2 separate regions of the Homo sapiens genome follow, and region 2 is linked to region 1. The links are chromatin contacts, found by Hi-C in ENCODE. All regions are on one chromosome and are shown on one strand. The core of a region is the stretch at or near the end of the contact, and the rest is flanking DNA. Distances in the headings are between cores, read along the strand shown. Region 1 overlaps HIVEP3 (HIVEP zinc finger 3). Region 2 overlaps FOXJ3 (forkhead box J3).

The links. Hi-C counts contacts between places; a loop is a spot of excess contacts on that map. Pooled maps may share reads with other maps.
Region 2: a loop to region 1 is called in a map with no recorded cell type, with 6 times the contacts of the local background. The contact joins two enhancer-like sites. A Hi-C loop is called at or near these places in 2 of 37 single-sample maps with no recorded cell type and 3 of 50 pooled maps.

The regions. Positions count from the first base shown.
Region 1 is chr1:41,723,640-41,731,224 of GRCh38, reverse strand. All of the region lies in intron 1 of HIVEP3 (HIVEP zinc finger 3), which reads left to right. Among named protein-coding and RNA genes, the nearest start is that of HIVEP3, 190 kb to the left of the region's middle. RefSeq lists an enhancer at 2,799-2,868. Within about 2 kb of position 3,769, at least 17 of the 41 ENCODE cell types and tissues checked have a DNase peak (open chromatin) inside an H3K27ac peak, as active enhancers do.
Region 2 is chr1:42,255,268-42,262,852 of GRCh38, reverse strand. All of the region lies in intron 4 of FOXJ3 (forkhead box J3), which reads left to right. Among named protein-coding and RNA genes, the nearest start is that of FOXJ3, 76 kb to the left of the region's middle. RefSeq lists a silencer at 3,360-3,409. Within about 2 kb of position 3,317, at least 6 of the 41 ENCODE cell types and tissues checked have a DNase peak (open chromatin) inside an H3K27ac peak, as active enhancers do.

The DNA.
Region 1 (7,585 bases), core at 2,520-5,019:
CAGCACCTCTGTCTCTCAAATCAGCCCCTTTATCCAACTTACCCATGCCCCCAACACTCAGTGGCATTTGCATTCTTGACAGCTGTACGCAGTACACCTTTTTCCCGGCAGTCACACTTGTTCAAAGAATGGGCATGTGTCACTCTAGGAGGTAGTGAGTTCCTTGTCCCTAGAGGCACTTGCTGCAGAGCCACTGGTCAGAGACGCCACAGAGGAGAGATTTTAAGAGGTTTCACTCAGCCCTGGGTTTCTGACTTCCCACTTTCTTTGTGATCTGGCTGTGGGAGTTGCGTCCTTGCTCCTCTTCACAAACAAATTCACCCCCCACAGGAAGCCTCAGCTAGTCCCATTAGATCCCCTGAATAGGACCCTGGCCTATGGAAGCTGTCCTCTTGCCCCACCCCCCAGCCTCCCACCTGTGGGGTCTAAGTGCCCGGAATCCTGGCTTCCTGCCCATGCTGCCCACATCCCACTGGGAGCCTTCACCGGATAATCAGGACCATTAGAGGCCTCCTAATGCCACCTGACGTTGGGCCTGTGATGGCCCCCACACCGGCTGCCCATGCATTATTAACGTGCAAAGAGCGTGAGAGAACTGCTTAGATAGATTGCACCCTGGCGCCCCTGGTGCATTAGTTGCTGCATTTGCAGCGTGCCCCTGGTGGCCCATGATGTTCCCCTCCAGGGTCTCCCCCAGCATTGCCAGGCCTGGCTCTGCCCCAGGACTGAGTGCTGATGGGGAGCTGGCTCTTCAGGCACTGGGCATCTGGAGCAGGGTGGGGCTAGGAGCACTGGTGCCAGGGATGCAGGGTTGTGCAGGCCCAGCACTTCCGGGTCAAAGAGGGCAGCAAACTGAAGGATCAGCTCATCTACTCCTCACCCCCTCAGCTCTACAGGGGAGGACACCAAGGCTTGAGGGGAGAAGTGACCTGTTCAAGGCCACAGGTGAGGGGCAGAGGCCCAGGTTCCTGGTTCTCCCTTCATACTGAGTCTTCCTTGAGCTGAATCATGTCAGCTCCTAGAGCCTGGGGTGAGGCCTCTCAAATGGACAAAGAGGAATCCTTTGCAGGAGGAGCCTGCCTAGTCTCTTGAGGGCCCCTGTGAGAAAGGGGGCGAATTCCCACAGGAAGATGAAAGCCCCTTGCTCTGCAGTCACGTTTCCTAAGGTTAAACACGCTCAACCCCGACTAGCTGGAGGACCTTGGCCGACTCACTTTCCCTCTCTTGGCCTTCGTGTCTTCATCTGGAAAACAGGCACAGTATTCCCTGCCCTGCCTTTGTGCCTCCCTTCCTGTCTCCCTCTGTGGGCTGGTGTGAGGATCCAGAGTGGTAGTGGAGGAGAGGGAACCGGAAACTCACATGACACTTCCTGTCGAGAGCAAGAACGCACCTCTTCCCGGCTCCAGCACCTCGCACCTTTCAACACAGAATCAAAGACTGGGCTGGGTTACCTAGAGTTAATTGGAGGTAACTAGAGGAACAAGGACACATGGCTGAAAGGACTGTCACCTTCAGGAGGCCCTGGTCCCAAGCCTAGGGCTGCTACTTACAAGCTGGTGGCCTCGGTCAGGGCCCTTCTCCCTCTCTTCTCTTCACTTTCTCCTTCTGTAAAATGAGTAGGGAGTTGGAAAGGAGGAGTTTAGAATTCCTCTAAGAATATTCCAGCTTTAAAGTCAACGGGGACCCATTCAGAATAAAAAGGTCAGTGACGGATATCAGGCCCTTTGCCAACAGCAAGTTTGGGAACCCTGGGAAACCCGTGGTCCCTGGACATAGAGTTGAGGGAGTGAGGCAGTGACGATGAGCTTTGCCAATCTGAGAACCAGTGCCTTCTCAGTTTCTTGCCAGTTTTGCAGATGAGCAGTTGATTTACAGAGTTGGAGTGAGTTGCCTCAAGTCACAGAGCCAGGGTGAGAGATAGCATGGGCCCAGGTCTGCCCTGTTCTTCACAACATAATGTTGGAAGTAGAGGGAAAGGCAGGGAAAGGGGCTGCCGGTTACTGATCACCCCTGTGCACTGGGCTCTCTGCTTCCCCCAGGATCTCGTTTTATTCCCACAGCCACCTTGGGAGGTGGACTCCCTGAATGGAACCCCTGAGGGTGGCGGAGACAGTAGTCTGATTTCTGGTTGTTCCTGGATGGCTGTGTGTTGGGGGAAGCACGTGGCCAAGGCAGCCTGGGTAACCCCTAGTCCATGTGGGAGATGGTGACTGAGAGCGAGATTGCAGCCACGTGGAGATTGTGGGCAGCAGTGTGGCTGGGACAGCAGCTGCTCTCCCTATGCAAATGAGGCCCTCAGCACCCACCATCCAGCACTGAGCAAACACCCAGCAGAGAAACCCCCTCCTAAACCTCTCTGGGACCCTAGCCTGTGCCTTCTGACACCTTCACCGCAGCAGCTGCCTGTACTCTAAGCCCAGTCCCAGGCCACAGCAGTTCACAAGAACCATGCCCACCCCTTGGGGGAATTCCCGTGTCTGTCTGGAGACAAACTGCAGCCTAGGCAAGTCTGGCTGTAGAAGCTGACCCTAGAAGCCAGCCCTGCATTAAGAGCTGACTGTAGCATCCCCAGTGGCATGCCCGTATCACTTCCAGGGCCAGTCTGAGAACTGTCAGTGGGGCTGTAGATTGAGAACAAGTCTGGCCTCATCCACCCTCTGCAGATCCCAAGCATATCGCCTTTGGCCCCTCCCCTGCACATTTGCTCATGCTGTCCCCTTGGGATTACATTTCACCCCCCCTTACTCCCCCTGCTCTGTCGCCTTGGCAGAACCAGCCCCGCATCCCCTGCCCAGCACTGAGTGCCCCAGGCCTGGGTGCCGTCTATCATTACAGCCTGCTCATGTCCTTGGACTCCAGCTCCCCTCTAGGCTGGGCACTCCCTGGGCTGGGGCTGAGGAATTTGTGCCTGGCTTTGGATTGAGTGTGGTCTCATTTATTCCTTGCAACCTAGAAGACAGATATGCTTATTGTTCTAGCTTTATGGGTGAAGAAAGATACTCAGAGAGGTCAAGTCACTTGCTCAAGGTTGCACAGCTACCAAGTAGGAGAGCTGGGATAAGGAACTGGAGTTGCATGCAGAGTCTGTAATTGGGAATAGACTGGCCCTTATTCAGCCCTTTGTTCCCAGGCCTGACAAAGCCTAGGGTGATTAAGGACCAGCAAGCGTTGATGCATTCTTGTTCAACAATAAGATGGTGGATACTCTCCCTGTCTGTTCCCCAGGTATCCTGAAGGTGCACCCTGCCGCTGTGTGCACAGCCCACCTACCCCAACATGCACCCGTCAGGCCCTGGATGAGGGCATTTGCTCAGGAGATCCTTCCAGCAGTGTGGTGGGCTCAGGATGGTTATACCCATTTTATAGATAGGAAACTGGGTACTAGAGAGGTCTAATAAATGTCCCAGAATGACCCAGCAGGAAGTAGCTGACTACGACTCCAGCCCAGGGCTTGGGGCTCTGTGTCTGGTGCTCCTTCCTAGGCTGGCGGGATGAGGCCATGCTTGCCAAAGTCACCCGGGCTGCCTCTGGCCCAAAGTGACGGAGCAGTTGGTCAGCTAGTCCTCCACCCCGAGGCCTCTGAGAAGAGAGGAAACACCGGTCTGCGGGGGATTCCTCCGGCGGCGCCGCGCCCCTCAGCCACTTCCTCTGGACACTCTCGTTTTCTTTGTCACTTGTTTTAGTTTCTGCTTTTCTTCCCTCGTTCCTTTTTCTCAAGGCCACTTTCATTTCCGTCTGGCAGTGTCCCCCCAGCCCACCCCTACTCCTCTCTGCTCAGCTCCCACTGCCTGCTGCCACTTTGGGATCCCCAGAGGCCTTGCCTGCCTGGGCCACATTTCCCAGCTGGTAGGGGTCAGGCACAGGAAGGGGCTGCCTCCCGGCTTCATCCCTCGTGGTGGGGAAGCTGAGGTGGCTGTCAGATCGCCCTAGGATCCCAAGCAGCCCCAGGTTCCCTGCTTAGCCTCTCTGGGCCCCAGGCTCTTTCTCATCTATGAGATGGGAGGAAGTCCACCCTCAGAGAGTGTGAGGAGAGAAGGAGATGACACACGTGAAGCTCCAGTAACTAGCACATAGAAAAACCCAGTGAACACCAGCTCTGCATCTCCGGACCTGCCTGTGAGTTCAGTCTTCTGTGCCTGCAGTCTTCTCCCCCAACACTGGGCGCCCACACCTGGCCAAAGGCAGACCTCGCCATCTGTGCCTCCCGCGCTGAGACACCAAAGCCTGTAGAAAGGTGGTTCTGAGAAAGGAAGAGAGGATTATCACTTACGCCCTCTGGAGTCCATATGTACAGCCCTCTACCACAGCAAGAGCCCCTGCCCCCATGCCCAGCACAGAGGCATCATTTTCCCTGCAGACTGCCAGCCACCAGGCACTCAACACTCAGGGTAGGGCAGCCCTCCATTGTTCGACAGCTCTGCCTTTTTTAAGAAAGTTCTTCTCTCTAGTCAGCTGAGACCTGCCAGCCTCCACACCTGTCCTCTATCTTTGACCTTCCCCAAAAGAACTGATCTCCTCTCTCCTATTGTTCTAGATGTCTCAGTATTGCACTTGGGCCTCTCCAGACTTGCCCCAAATCCTTCTGCTCCAGTGTCCCAGTATCCCAGAGCAGTTAAGATTTTGGACTCCAGAGCACAACTCCCCCAGTTCAAATCGTGGTGAGGCCACTTGCTATCTATGTGACACTGGGAGTTTCCTAACCCCTCCACGCTCAAAAGGAGGTAACTGTGGGACTTAACATGAGCGGGTGTGTAAACGTCACCCACTGCCATGGCTGTTTATGATCAAACATCTACAAAATCTGTAACAGCTTCTCAAAGGGCCTCACTTCCAGCCCCCTTCATGCCTGCTTGCCTGCTGGTTCTATTTGGTAGTTTCCCTGTTACAACTTAGAGATGGTGCCTTGACTCTTGGAGGCAGCCAGACATTGAGGAAGGAGCCCTGGTTTTGGAAGTAGACCTGTGTTCAAATCTCAGGTCCATCCCGGGTTTGATTTACCCGGGAGACACCATGGGCCCATGTGGCTTCTCGAGGGCTCATGAAAATGCTTGAGACATGAAAAGAAAAAGGTTTGGTTTCAAAATATGAAAACTGCTCATCAAAATTAATATTTAGTTAATATACTCAAGCATAATGAATTGTATGATTTAGTTTTTATAGAAACAGCCCTCCTTTTGGGGGTTAGCATGCCTCACCTTGCCAAGGTTCCTGATTGCAGACAATGACTGCTGAGAAATCAGAGCATATCATTCATACTACAGGTTACTCACTGAAAATCACTTCAAAAACAAAATTATCTTTTAAATGTATAGTTGTTTTCCAGCAAAATATTACATTCAGCAAGGGATAAATTTTATAGAATGTCGGGGAGGCTTCCAAAAGTAATGCAGCTTGGGTCTTAAAATGACCCTGGGACTGGTCAACTCATCTCTCTGAGCCACTATGTCCTCATCTGCAAAATGGGGACAATACACCTGTTTTCCAGTATTGTTGAGCCTATCCTGGAGATCTGATAGTGCCTGCCTGTCTTTTGGGGGTCACTGGAGGAAGGGACAGAGGACTGTTGGCCCTTGCCTCTTATGGAGTTTCCATACGGATGCTGGACACTGAACCTGTTTGCTTTATCAGTCCTATGTGTCTGGGCCTTTCATCCCAGCTTCTGCCCATTCATCTTGGAGCGAGCAGTTACCATCAGCACAGACAATAGTTTGGGCTTTGGGAGGTGGGAAGTCCTGGGAATTCTTAGTTATTCCATTGCTGTTGCATTAGGTAGGTCCGCACATGCCCTTGAAGATTGAACATCCCTCCTGGGCTCTAACATAATTCAGGAAAAAGAGATGTCTGTTCTCTTGCCTCTTGACAGCTATTCCTTGTAAGGAACCATCATTCCCTTGTCCCTGTGACTGGGAGAGGCTTGTGGCAGGAGTGAGGAGACATCGGCTGATAAGTGGCAACCAGTTAGGGGCCCAGCTGCATGTCTGCATGTCCCGAAGCGTTCTTGATTCAGGGATGCCATTCACAGCATGAGAGGTGCCTCTTATGTGCCCATCCTGCTTAGGGTCAGCTGTTTCATTCAAAGATGGTAAAAAGTGTTGAGTCTTGGGTTTCAATTCTGCCTTTCTCATTCACTTGCTGTATGACTCTGGGCAGGTCACTTGACCACTCTGAACCTCAGTTTCCTCCTCTGCCAAGTAGGAAAACAAACAGCTGGTCTTTCTTCCCTGAGTTGGTGTGGGATTGTGGGTGAGAAAGGCTAAGTAGACCATTGTGAAACTTCAGGTGGGAGATGCCAGTGCTATTCTTTGTCTTGGTGTGAGAGCACAACCGGAGTCATTCACAGGCTTCTGCTGAGCCCCAGCCGGACTCTCACCTCAGCCTTGTCCAGGCCTAGGGGCCACCCTTGCAAAGGAACAGAACCGTCTCACCTGGGCTGGAGTTCATGGCCTCAGGCGAGATTTGGCAGGTGCCCTTAGTGCAGACCAGATGTTTGGCCTGTGTGTGATGGCTGGGGAGGGGCTCACACCTCCCAGTTTTTTCCATGGTATCAGCATCTTAATGCATCACGTCTCACTGACGTGGAGCTGCCCCTGTCCATTACCCGTGCATCAGCTCAGAGTTGGAAGCCTCCAGTCTCCATCATATGTCCCAAAGAGCCAGAAAGGGTAGGTGTGGCCAGATGTGCAGGAACCTCCTGCATATGTAATCCAAGCCAAGTCTTTGTTCTCTGATCCTTGGTTTTCTCATCTGGAGAATGGCCTTCTGTGGTGGACGTTTCTGTTCACTTTACTTGGCAGCAGTAGTAGGTCAGGAAGGAAACCCCATCTGATTGTTTATTCAGCCCTAGGCATTCCATATGAAGGCCAGCCCTTTTCTCCCTAAGGGGACCAACCAGCTTTGCCAACTGTTCTCAGAGGAGGATCCCAGGGACAGTATTCTGGTGAGGGGTGGGAACATACAGAAGACTTATCTTGAAGCTGCATTTGTAGAATAAGCACACTTTTAACCTAGAGTTTATGTTTGCTCATTTGGAGTGGCTTCGGAAGGTGACAGTGGATAGTGGTGGAAGGGGATGTCAGAGTCCACCCCAAGACACTACTTCAAGCTACCGCTGCAAACCTGGAGAAAAAGATTCATCCTCGAGCTGCCCCTCCCCCCTCATGATATTATTATCGCAAGAGAAACTAACATCTGTATTATCCTCTGAGTTTACAGGCAGATTATAGCATTTGAAGGAAGTTGGGAAAGCTTACTTCCTCTCCATCTCTAAAGCCGAGCTGCTAGTACCTCCAGGCAGGATTAAGCTACTCTGGTGGTCATTCATTCCTTACCATGATCTAGTTAATCAGATTGCTTTCCAGCCTTGACCAGAAGAAACCTATGAAAGTGCTAACCCTAATCCTAACCCTGACCCTGGGCTCTGAGGGCTGTGCTGAGATGTTTCACTCCTACACTAAACCAATACCTAGCTCTTCCCAATTTGCAGTAAAGGACAAAGTTATTACTTATCATTATCTCATTCTTCTAGTTTTCTCCCATTGGCTTTTCATAAGCTCTGGGCACTTGCTACTGCTTGACTGCTAATGAG
Region 2 (7,585 bases), core at 2,068-4,567, 530 kb before region 1:
TTTTGAGACGGAGTCTCACTCTGTTGCCCAGGCTGGAGTGCAGTGGTGCAGTCTCAGCTCACTGCAGCCTCCGTCTCCCGGGTTTAAGCAATTCTCCTGCCTCAGCCTCCTGAGTAGCTGGGACTACCGGTGTACATCATCATGCCTGGCTAACTTTTGTATTTTTAGTAGAGATGGGGTTTCACCATCTTGGCCAAGCTGGTGTCAAACTCCTGACCTCAAGTGATAGGACCACCTCGGCCTCCCAAAGTGCTGGGATTACAGGCGTGAGCTGCCGCACCTGGCCACAAAGCGAGGTTTAAATACATTTTTCTCTTTGATTTTGGTCAGACATAGATGTAAATTTGGTCTTATAAAATACATTTATGTGAATAAAGTCATTTTTATTTTTGATTTCAAAATGAGATTTTGTTTTTTAAGAAAACACAAAATTCCACTGCTTTAAAAAAGCTTTGAAGACTTCAGCTCAAGCCCATTTCATAAAAGAAGAAACTAAGGCCAGTAGATGAGGAACAGCTTGCTCAGGTTCATTGTGGAATTAGAACCCAGGCATATTCGCCAGACATACTTGTCAGTCACAGAAACTCAATACAAACTAACTTAAAGGGAAAAGTACTTAAGGAAGAACTGGAGCCAGGTTCTTAAATTATATCACCAGGAATGTCTCTTCATCCATTAGTTGTGCTAACTTCTCTGATAGCTTCATTTTCAGTCCAATTAGTGGCAAGTATGTCTTTCAGCAGCTTCTGGTTTATATTCCACCAGCTGAGTAACACTTAACAGAGAGAGTAGGCCTGGTGTTCACCCCGTCACCCCCCAAATCACCTGGAATTACAGAAAAAGTCTTAGAATGAATGTTGAACAAGCAAAGCACAGTTGGTTTCTTAGTTCTTAGATTAGTACTTTTTCCATGATATCAGTCTTCCTTGAGAGGGAGACCAAAATGTTAGTTAAGTTTTGGTACTTATGAATTGTTGTTTCTTTTTGTATTACAGTGTTTCCTGACATTTGAGGAGCTTTTCCAAAACCACCCTCACCACAGTGGGAGAAAACCATTGAGCGAAGTTGGGGTGGGAGTAGATTTTGGTCTTGGGTATGGGACGGACTTTATAACCCCTTAGGATTTTGCTAGCTGCTGCCATGACTTAGGTCAAGAGGTAGAAGTAGCTCGTATAGCATCTTCTCTGTATTTTCACGATACAGCTTTCTGTTCATTGTATTACCAGAGAGGTGTGAAGAACAACCTAATCTTGAAGTGTATTGTTGAATCATAGATGTTTTTATGTGGCTATCTATTCCTTACTTAATCCTTCATTTTCAAGAAGATTGTGTCGTAAAAGCCCTTAAAATTTGGTACCCTTTATGTACATTGGTGGTCTGAGATTCATTTTTCTCACCTCTTTACAACTAATTTCAAGCAGCTATGTTACCACTTTATTAAAAAAAACACACACACACACAAAATGAAATTCAGTTTTGCATCCACTTTGCTGCTTTTTTGGGGACAGATTTGTTTTTCTTTTCTCTTGATTATACCCTTTTTACCCTGTCTATACATTCTGCAGTCTATCTCCATTTTTTAAATCCCGTCTTTTGTCTCTTCTCTTTTCATTAGTTCTGTTTTCTCTATATTTGTCTTTTTTTTTTTAAATTCTTTGGGTTATAAGTCTTATTGTGTAATTCATACATGTGTCTTAATTATCTTAAAGGTAAATATTTACATCAGGGAAAAGCAGATTACTGGCTAAATATAGTTTAAAAAATATAATTTTCTTTCTCTGCTTTTCAGCTTAACCTTTTCTCAATTTTGTTTCCCTTTCTTCAGTTCAGAGAAATGATCTTTGACTTGAAAGGAACTAAAGGATTATAGGGCTTAGTTTCAACAGTTATCTAAACTTAGTAGCAGTGGGCTCTAATAGAACTGAGAAAATAGCTAAGAAGTTTAAAACCACATGAAGGCCACCTGACTATCCTGGGGAAATAACTACAGTTAATTCATAGAAGAGTTTTTAGGGGTGTAGGGGTTGGGGAATCTTTGTCTTGCCTGGGAATGGGAAGTTGTAAAGCCTCAGTGACCATAGAGATTGGGTTCTCCTGGTTTGTGAGGAAATAACAAATTCACTGCTAAGAGACTAACTTTTGAAACTTACAGGATTGTGATTTTTTTTTCTTTAAAAATTTCTTTTGAGACAGGATCTTGCCCTTTTGCCCAGTGCAGTGGTGCTCTCATAGCCTACTGGGCTCAGGTGATTCTCCAGAGTAGCCAGGATGACAGCACATGCCACCATGCCTGGCTAAGTTTTTGAAATTTTTTGTGGAGATGGAGTTCTCACTATGTTGCCTGGACTGGTCTTGAACTCCTGGCCTCAAGTGATCATCCTGCCTTGGCTTCCCAAAGTGTTGAGATTAGAGGTGTGAGCCACCACGTCTCACAAATTATGAATTTTTTTCTATTCCTATTCTGTAGCTTAGTATAAGGGACCATAACATAGTTGACTGATCTTTCTTTTCAAAGGGTATTCTTTTTGGGGGGGCTATATTAGTATTATGTTATATTTATTTGTAAATTGCTTGTTAATCTCTGGTATCCCATTTTGGTCATTTTCTTTAAAAAATATGTAGAAAAACTGGAGAGGTTTGAGGGAACATAAAATATAACATTAAATGATGAACAGTGTTGTAGGAGTCGTAGGTATTACCTTAAAGAAGGAAGATAAGAGTATAATTTTAATGCTAGTCTTAAGTAAATGCATGATTTTTGTAAAGAAGATGATGACTGTTTATCTGTGTTTCTGTACAAACTAAACAGGAAGTAGGACTGAAGGATAAGCAAGAGTTTGGTTGGACCGAAATAAGAATGTCATATTTATTGAAGTGAAAAAACACTGATACAGCTTCCCAAGGGAGACTTTAGAGTTTGTCACTTCTGAAGCACTTGAATAGATGAGGTTGCTAGCATTTGTCATTTTAACTCATGGTAGATAAGAACTCGAGTTGAAGGCTGGAAGAGGATATGATCAAGTTTAGCTGAGGGACGAGTCAGAGCAAAGCTGGGTAGAATCAGGAATTAAGGGAATTAATATAAGTACTAACGTGAGATCCAAGAGTGAAGAAATGGATTAGTGCCATTGAGTGATTGTCGAGACAGAGGTGAATTATGAATGTGAGGCATTCCATTAGACAAACCAAGGTTAGAAAGCTAAGGTATTCAGAAGATTAGAAAGATTGAGTTAGATAGAAGTGAGAGTCTGATTCAGGGAGATAACACTGCAGAAGCTGAAAGAAGTTTTGGCCTAGAGCCCTGACGTTAATACTGTTTGAGCAGTGTGGTTGCAGCTGCCTTTTGTTGAGACATACAGTGTTCTCTGTTCTCTTTTTAAAGTTGGAAGAGAACATTTTGTTGTTGTTGGCCTCTTTTTTCTTTTCCAGATCTAAACTACTTTAAAAAAATAACATTATACCTAGAAATTTAAAAAAAATTATATATGGTGAAATTTACTCTTTGGTGTGTAATTCTATTAGTTTCAACAAACACAGCGTAACCATCACTGTAATCAAAATAGAGAACAGTATTCCAGATTGTCACTTGGTAGTCAGCCCTTTCCCTCATCCCCAGGCCTTTGCAACTACTGATCTGTTTGTGTCCCTATAATTTTGCCTTTTCCAAAATGCCATATAAATGGGACTCATATAGTACATGGCCTTCTGAGTCTGGCTTTTTTGCTTTAGTATAATGTATTTGAGAGCTATCCATGTCGTTGTGCATATCAGCAGTTTTGTTTCATTTCATTGCATATATTCCATCACACGGATTTATCAGAGTTTAATCACTATTTGAAAGACATGTTTTTGTTAGTTGTATGATCATTTGACCATCAAGTTACTTTCTTTTCGGCTTAGACTTGACAGATATTGAGCTATAACACTCAAGTAGTAACATAATAGTCAAGTTAAGCTGCCTTGTGAGTGGATTATGTAGGTGAGCCATCTGTTTCTTGGGAATTCGTTATGATATAGTAAAACTTTATCTCTAACTTAAAGTTTCTAAAAGGATTGATTGGCACTATGATTTAAAAGCAAGATATGTCTGTTAATCCCTTAATAGGATGTACTTTTTAAGTATCTTTAACATTTAGGGGAATTGTTTACTATACCACAGTCAATATGCCAATTACATATTTTAATCCATTAAGAGTAAATTTCTTAACACTCTAGGCTTAATTTGATGATCAATGTATTTAAAAGTAATAAAAACTTGTATTTGTTCAAAAAGGGTATTTCAAGGACCTAAGCAGGCATTGGAATAGTTGTTATCCACATGTTCATTCGGTCAACTAGCCAGACAAGCAGACTGCCTTTGAGTACTTACTGTGTGTTGTGGTCTCAGTAGCTATTTAACCTATTGTCCAAGCTAGAAACTTCTGAGAATGAAAGTGGTGCTATTCTTAACTATGTTTGGGGAACAGTTATAAAGCAGGATTGAAACTCCAAGTATGGTTGCTCTAGATCTGTGGTGCATGCAAATGCTGTGCCTGAGCAGTTACCAGGAACAGCATCCTAAGAAGTTGGGAGAAAACAAGGCAAACAAATCTTTTGAAGTTGGATTGCCAAAATAAACTGGGAGAGGTTAAAAAAATAAAAGATGAAGGCATGGTATAAAGCCAAAGAAGTCAGGGACAAGAGGAATCCAGCTCCTGAGATGAATATGCATTGAAAGCTAAGGAAGAGCAGAGAATTGTCTATGATGATTCCCTTTACCAACGGGCATATACTTGGCAATAGTAATAGATTTCACCATTTGGAATGTTTAGCTATTTATGACAGGGACTGCTCTCCCCAGGAGTCTGAAATTAATATTAGCATTTTTGGTTTATTTGTACTTAATCAGGTAATGGCTTTTTTGTTAGGCTATTTTCAACCTAAGATAAATATGCAGGGTACTTTGTGTTGACATAAAATTTTAGCTAGAAATAAAGTTTTGGAATAGTTAAAATGCACTTTATTTGAAGTAATAAATACTTTTTAATGATGGGAATAACAACATTTAAGTTTATTGTTGATCTTTGACACATCTTCATTTCTGATGCATTTTCTTTTCTTTCTTTTTTTTTTTTTGAGACAGAGTCTCACTCCATCACCCAGGCTGGAGTGCAGTGGCATGATCTTGTTTCACTGCACCTCTGCCTCCCAGGCTCAAATGATTCTCCTGCCTCACCCTCCCCTGTAGGCGGGATTACAAGCGTGTGCCACCACGCCTGGCTAATTTTTGTATTTTGTATTTTGTATTTTTTTCTTTTTCAGTAGAGATGGGATTTCACCATGTTGGCCAGGCTGGTCTCGAACTCCTGACCTCAAATTATCCACCCGCGTTGGCCTCCCAAAGTGCTGAGATTACAGGTGTGAGCCGCTGTGCACAGCCATTTCTGATGGATTTTCTATATCTTGATTACCTTGATTTTTTTCTGAAGTTTATGAATTGCTGGTATTTGTTTGCTCTCTTCTACTTAACAGTGACACCTGGTTTTCAGTTGGGTTCCACTTTCCTTCCTTCTGGAATTAACTTCTGTTTTAGGGTATCTTGATTGATTTTTGGAAAATGTGGTCAAAGTTGTAGAATTCTTGTGATCTTTCTTTGGGATTTTACAGGGTAAGCCACTGCAGTCTTTTCCGTCAGAAAGGACATTACTGTGTTGTACTAGAATTGTTGATATAAATTAATATCTGCATCTGTATATTGCTTTAAAGAATTTAGAGCCATTTTACATGCATTATCTTGATCCTCAAAATAAGCCTGTGGTCAAGCCCCGGTTTTAGATAGTGATCCTTGAGTGCATAGTAGATTTTTTTCCGTAAGTTCACATAATAGAACTACATGTAAATGGAATCATTCAATATATACTCATTTGTGTCTTTCACTCAGCATAATGTCTATAATGCTGCTACATATATCACTTGTTTGTTTCTTATTGTTAAGTGGTATTCCATCATATGAATCTATGACAATTTGTTTATACATTTATTTGTTGACAAACACTTCAGGTGTTTTCAGTTTTACGCTATTAATAAAGAATTACTAGTAAATTCTTAAACAAGTTTTCTGTGGACATGCTTTCATTTTTCCTGAAGGATAGAATTACTGGGTCAGAGGGCAGATGGAAGGTTAACTTTATAAGAAACTGCCAAACCCTTTCCCAAAGTGGTTGTGCTATTTTACATTCCCAACAGCAATACCTGAGAGTTGCAGTTTTGCTTCCCATGGCCAACAGTTGGTTATTACCTGTCTTTTTAACTGTAGCCATTCTACTGGGTGTGAAGGTGTGAAGTGGTATTTCATCATGGTTTTGATTTGAATTTTCCTGATGGCTGTTGATATTGAGCATCTTTTCATGTGCTTCCTGGGCATTTGTGTATCTTCTCCTCTGAAAGTTCTTTTAAAATTCTTTTGACTTAGAAAAAATTGGTTGTCATTATTACTGAGTTGTAAGCGTTTTAAAAAATATATTCTGGATACAAGTCTTTCCTTAGATTTCTGTTGTTTAAATGTTTTTTTAGACTATGGTTTGCCTTTTTGCTTTCACAGTAGTGTTTTAAAAAGTAGAAAATTTGAATTTTGGTGAGGTCTAATTTATCAATTTTTAATTTAATGGTAAGTGACTTGTGTATGCCATCAGGAAATCAAGTACGGTCATGAAGATTTTCTTTTTAAGTTTTATAATTTTAGATGTTGCATTTAGGCCCATTGCAAATTGCTATTTATGTATAGTGTGTTTATTCTTCAGGGTAAATTGTTCTTTTATCTTTATGAAATGTTCTTCTTAATTTCTTTTTTTTGAGACGAAGTCTCGCTCTGTTGCTCAGGCTGGAATGCAGTGATGCGATCTCGGCTCACTGCGGCCTCCACCTCCCAGGTTCAAGCGATTCTTCTGCCTCAGCCTCCCGAGTAGCTGGGACTACAGGCATGTGCCACCATGCCTGGCTAATTTTTGCATTTTTTAGTAGAGACGGGGTTTCACTATATTGGCCAGGCTGGTCTTGAACTCCTGACCTTGTGATCTGCCTGCCTCGGCCTCCCAAAGTGCTGGGATTACAGGCATGAGCCACCACATCCGGCACTTAATTTCTTAAAATGCTCTTTGTCCTGAAGCCTACTTTGTCTGATACTAATTTAGCCATTCCAGCTTTCTTATGCAACATCATGGTGTATCTTTTTCCAGTATTTTGCTTTTAGATTGTAAACATCTTTGTGTTTAAAGCGTTTCTCTGGTAAACAACATGTGGCCATTGGCTCTTGCTTTTAAAATTGTCTGATGATCTCCACCTTCTATTTAGACCACTTAGTCTTTGTATTTAATATGATTATTGGTATTGTTGCTGTTTGTTTTTCTTTTGTTCTTAACGTTGCTTTATTTCTGCAACCTTTGGGGTTAATCAGATAGTTTATAGGATTCTATTTTATTTCGTCTGTTGACTTCTTAGTGTCCTCTTTTAGTTTTTTAGTAGTCATTCTAGAGCTTAACAATATGTATCACCAACTTATCAGAGTCTATTTGGAGGTAATATTATACTACCCTCCACTTCATACCTT